2 separate regions of the Homo sapiens genome follow, and region 1 is linked to region 2. A link is a contact called in ENCODE Hi-C or POLR2A ChIA-PET data. All regions are on one chromosome and are shown on one strand. The core of a region is the stretch at or near the end of the contact, and the rest is flanking DNA. Distances in the headings are between cores, read along the strand shown.

Evidence for each region. A loop is a pair of places that touch in the nucleus more often than their neighbours do. ChIA-PET counts read pairs that join two places held with the same protein, here RNA polymerase II (POLR2A). Pooled maps may share reads with other maps.
Region 1: a pooled map shows a loop between it and region 2 (4-fold over the local background). The contact joins the promoter of CLSPN-DT here to the promoter of ZMYM4-AS1 in region 2. A Hi-C loop is called at or near these places in 2 of 50 pooled maps. POLR2A ChIA-PET finds 5 or more read pairs at or near these places in 3 of 52 experiments (H1, activated CD4-positive, alpha-beta T cell and activated naive CD4-positive, alpha-beta T cell).

What each region holds. Positions count from the first base shown.
Region 1 is chr1:35,768,717-35,771,416 of GRCh38, reverse strand. It overlaps CLSPN-DT (CLSPN divergent transcript), which reads right to left and starts at 1,322. Exons shown (of 3, transcript NR_199050.1): 1 at 1,169-1,322. It overlaps CLSPN (claspin), which reads left to right and starts at 1,439. Exons shown (of 25, transcript NM_022111.4): 1 at 1,439-1,570. The coding sequence starts at 1,547. RefSeq lists a silencer at 1,597-1,826.
Region 2 is chr1:35,364,705-35,367,404 of GRCh38, reverse strand. It overlaps ZMYM4-AS1 (ZMYM4 antisense RNA 1), which reads left to right and starts at 1,328. Exons shown (of 2, transcript NR_046659.1): 1 at 1,328-1,439. All of the region lies in intron 5 of ZMYM4 (zinc finger MYM-type containing 4), which reads right to left.

The sequences.
Region 1 (2,700 bases), core at 73-2,572, 400 kb before region 2:
TGGCCAAAATGGTGAAATCTTGTCTCTACTAAAGTTACAAAAAATTATCTGAGCGTGGTGGCACATGCCTATAATCCTAGCTACTCAGGAGGCTGAGGCAGGAGAATCGCTTGAACCCGGGAGGCGGAGGTTGCAGTGAGCCGAGATCACGCCATTGCACCCAGCCATGGTGACAGGGAGAGACTCTGTCTCAACAAAAAAAAAAAAAAAAAAAAAAGAACTGTGTCTGGGATAAACCTGATTTCAGAGCTTCAATTCTTTTTCCAGCCTTGTTTAAAGGTAGAATGCCCTCTAGGAGTGATGAGTGCTTTCTACATCCTCAAATTAACTCTACAGAGAATTATAAAGATTATCCAACCATATTCTTTGGTATCTGAGCAGCCCACAAAACTTTTTTCTTTAGAGACAAGGTCTCCCTCTATCGCCTACGCTGAAGTGCAGTGGTGCGATCATAACTCACTCTAACCTCAAACTCCTGGACTCAAGCCATCCTCCCACCTCGGCCTCCCAAAGCGTTGAGATTACAAGCGTGAGCCATGGAGCCCGGCCCTCTTTAAAAAATAAAAGTGGGCCGGGCACAGTGGCTCACGCCTGTGAGGGGTATGAGGCCTCCCAGCACTTTGGGAGGCCGAGGCGAGGATCATTTGAGATCAGGAGTTCGAGACCAGCCTGGCCAACATGGTGAAACCCCGTCTCTACTAAAAATACAAAAATTAGCCAGGGGTTGGTGGCGGGTGCCTGTAATCCTAGCTACTCAGGAGGCTGAGGCACGAGAATCGCTTGAACCCGGGAGGCGGAGGTTGCAGTGAGCCGAGATCGCGCCACTGCATTTCATCCTGGCTAACAGAGGGAGACTCCATCTCAAAAAAAAAAAAAGTGTGTGTGTATACACATACATGTGTATGTGTATATATGTGTATGTATATATGTGTGTACATATGTGTGTGTGTGTGTATATATATATATATATATATATATATATATATATATATATATTCAGTGGTAAGTGTCATGTACAAGAGGCACACAGGATCTAGCTGCTCCAGAAATGAAGTCAGTGGAGAAAATCCCCACGGGAACCTTGGAATTCCTCTAAAAAGTTCAGGTACAGGACACTCCCAGGTGCCCAGGAACCGTTTCCCAGCTCACTTCCCCCCGAAAGACTCACCCCTCCAATCGCACTCGATGCTTTGGCAAGTGTCAAAGGTCAAAGACCACGGCTCGCCTGGTACCGACTGCCCCGCCCCCGTGCACCTCCAGCTCCCCCAGGCTCCGCTACCAGCAGCTGCGACCCGCCAACTCAGCCTGGGTAATAGGAGATTGGGCGGCCAGAGGCGCTGCGTGATTGGTGGGTCGGAAGGGGGCGGGGACTCGCTGGAAAGCCCCCTCTGGATTGGTGCAAACCATCTGGGTGGGACCTCCACTCTGGCTGGGCGGGAAAGCAAGAACAGCACTGCTGGGCTGGAGACGGCGGGAGCCGCTGCTCTCCGGCTGAGGGAATCAGAGACAGCTCCGTCCCTAGTGGAGCGCAGGGGAGGCAGAAGTCATGACAGGCGAGGTGGGTTCTGAGGTGAGTTTATGCACACGCCCCCCACGGGGGCTTAGAAGGCCGGGCACCGAGAGGTTAGGTGGGGCCGGGGTAGACCCCGCTGACCCGAGGCGCCCGGGCGGGAGGACTGCGGCTCCCGGCGTTCGCCGCGCCGGCTCCCGCGGCCTCGAGACTCGGCCGGGATGGGTTCCGACCGGGCATCCCGTCCCGCCGCCGGGCTTCCCGCGCTTCGGGCTCCGTGGCCGGAGAGCTCCAGGTCTCTGCGGCGCGCACTGCCGGCAGCCCAGCCCCTCTTCAGCCGGTTCCTGCCGCCAGCCCTCCCCTTTGGCGCGTTTCCTGTCGCGGAAGCTCCTCCCCTCAGGGTGCTCTGAAAGCCGGGAGGCTCTAGCCGAACCCGGCCGCAGCGGTGCGGGGGGATTCTCCGCAGAGAGAGGGCGAGCGAGGGTGTTAGGGAGTTCCACACTGGGCCTGGGAGGGGCCCTGGAGGTCATCGCGCGCAGGCCCTTTGCGTTTTCCGACCGGGCCCCGAGTGGGGAAGTCACCGCTGGGGCTCCTGGCTGGTGGCTGGCAGCTCCCTGGCGAAATTGGGCATAGAAAACAGATGTTTCCAGAGCTGTGTCCTTTCTGGGCCGGATTCGGGCAAGGCACTCCCGCCTTAGGAGCAAAATTTAAAGGGGCGCCAAAACCCTCAATCAAACTCATATTTTAATGCAATATTTTTAAAAAACCAAAATTAATGCAAAAACTTTTTATGATTTGATATTGAACAAAATATCAGACGTTTAAACAAAGACGAGATCCGACCAGTCATTTGCACGACCTTGCCTCAATCACCTCACCCTAATTCCATCCCTGTTTCCAATAAACTTTATTTACAAAAGCGGGCATATTATTTACCTCATGAGCTGTAGATTATTGATTTAATTTTTTAAAAAATATTGCATTAATGTTATTCATTTTGATTACTGAATTTTTTGAGACCTCACCCCACCCTGTTACTGGCCCTGCCCTTTGACGTTGCTGCAAATTGCCTAGAAGATAATCGTCATTCAAAGCAGCCCTATTCCTTGAGCTGTCTGGTTACCTAAATTCGGTTTCCACACTCACAAACAGAAGTAATAGTTTTACTGCTTTGGATTGTTGAGAGGATC
Region 2 (2,700 bases), core at 79-2,578:
TTACAGAAATCAGCGGGGTGTGGTGGTGCACGCCTGTAATCCCAGCTACTCAGGAGGCTGAGGCAGGAGAATCGCTTGAACCCAGGGTGGTGGGAGGGCAGAGGTTGCAGCGAGCCAATATTGCACCATTGCACTCCAGCCTGAGCAACAAGAGTGAAACTCTGTCTTTTAAAAAAAAAAAAAATTAATTAATTGTATGATGTTCAACCATTTAACAGCATTTGCCACATTCAACCTCTCCATCCATTTTTTAGAATATATGTGTAATAAGTGTGTGTATGTGCATGCCTATTATTCTTCTACAAAACTTCATAACCTAACCATTGATATTTTCATCAGAATTGCATCAAATCTAAATCTCAATTTTTTTTTTTTTTTTTGAGATGGAGTTTCACTCTTATCCCACAAGCTGGGGCACGATGGTGCGATCTTGGCTCACTGCAACCTCCACCTCCCAGGCTCGAGTGATCCTCCTGTCTCAGTCTCCCGAGTAGCTGTGATTACAGGCATGCACCACCACGCCCGGCTAATTTCTGTAATTTTTGTATTTTTTAGTAGAGACAGGGTTTCACCATGTTGGCCAGGCTGGTCTTGAACTCCTGACCTCAAGTGATTCGCCCCCCGCTTGGCCTCCCAAAGTGTTAGGATTACAGGCGTGAGCCACCGCACCTGGCCTTAAATCTTAATTTAAAAATAACTGACATCTACATATTTCTTACATTTAAAAAGATGGTCTCTTCATTATTTCAAGTTGTATTTGATATAAGTACTTTTTAGTTGCTGCTGGGAATAGTGTATCTTTTTCATTATATCATCTAACTGGGAAGTTTATTTATAGAAGTATTGGTATAATTCAACTAGGTACTCCACTAAATTTTCATGAATTCTATTAATTCTTTCATAAATATTCTTAATAGCAAGTGATAATTTTATTTCCCTTTTTCCATTATTTTTTCTTCTAATTTCTTTAACATGGATTGAAGTAAAAATCCAACAAGAGTTAAATAATAACGATGACATCCGCAACTTGTATTCTTTTAGTAATATTAACAGAAGATTTCCATCATTTTACTTCAACTTCAATAACTGTTACTGATCTGAAGTAGTAGTTCCTTACTATGATCAAGAAAAAATCTATTCTAAGAAATGTCTGAATTACATGAGATGTCTTTTGGCATCTAATAAAGTGACTATTACAGATACCCTTATTTGACCTGCTGATGAAATATATGTATTAAAAGATTTTCTAACATCGACTAATCATGACATTCCTTCATTATATAGTGTATTAAAGAAAATTTCCTTAAATATTTTTATTTTAATCTCAGAAAACTCCAGAAACAACCAATACTCATTGGCATACATTAACGGTCTGCAGTCAGCTCTCTTAGTCTCTGTGATGGCTATTGCAAACTTCTGCTGGATTCCTTTAGCCTTGAGTACGTATTATTTATGTAATATAGTAAAATAGTATACATCTTAAGTACTGTTTGTATGGTCCACAATGCCTTCAAGGCACAATCATGTTTGGTTTATGTTTGGATCCTCCCATGATCACTAATTTTACAAGTATTTGATAAACAAATCAATGAGTAGCCAAATACTAATAAATATTTTCTGAGAAGTAAATATCTAATTGGTAACCCAAAAGCTTTCAGAAGCAGAAAAACACATGCCAAAACACAAAAAAATTCCTTTACCAATACCTTTACCTTCTTAGTTTACTACAAATGAAGATCAATATTAATATCCCATGAAAGTATTTTAGAAATGAATAACACAGTTTCTATTGCCAAATTAACTCAATATGGCTAAAAGAGCCCCAACATTTGAATTACTACATTTTCTTTCCAAAACTGTGTGAATGACTATTATGACAATTAGTTCATTTGCTTTCCCATTTTAATTGAGTTCTTTCAATGAGAGACTACACATTAGCTCGTCCTCTATTATTATGAACAAGAAGAAAAAGAAATCATGACTTTAATGTAGTATTTACTGAATGTACAGTTTTTAGACCCTATGGAAAAGGCAAAAGAGGAAAATGAGGTCTCTGGCTCTCTTTAAAGTATCTATTTTGAAACCTTCCCTTGGTATTTTTAAAATTAAACAACTTTTATTTACAGAAAGATTGGTAGACTAAAAAAAAAAAAAAAAAAAAAAAAGACTTTGATTATGACCCCAGATTGGCTCCTTCCTGGCCATGAGGGCTTGAGTAACTAAATCTCTATATCTCTCAGCTCTCTCACCTATAAATGTTAACATCCTCTACTCTGGCCATCTTATACAGGGTTGTTAGGCGAATTAAGCAACACAGTACGTGTAAAAGCATCTGTAACTGTAAAAATACTACAGAAAACATTATAGAAACATGCAATAGAATTAGAATGAAGAAATGAAACTGTGAGACCCAATGACATTATGCCAGTAATAGAGGCAGGAGGACGGACAATGACTGGCAAATCCAGAATATCATAACTGAAGAAATAACCAAGAGCAAATGGGTAGAGGAAGTTAAATACATACACACACATTTCAGCACCTTGTTTATATAGTAAAGTAAAGAAATTAGGACCAAAATGAATTGTGTAAAAAAGAGAATTAGGAAGTGAGCTAAAAGCAAAACTACCTAAATTAAGCACAAAGAAAAGCCAAAGGAAGTTTTGAAAAGGTGCCATAAACTAAAGCTATGATTTTATT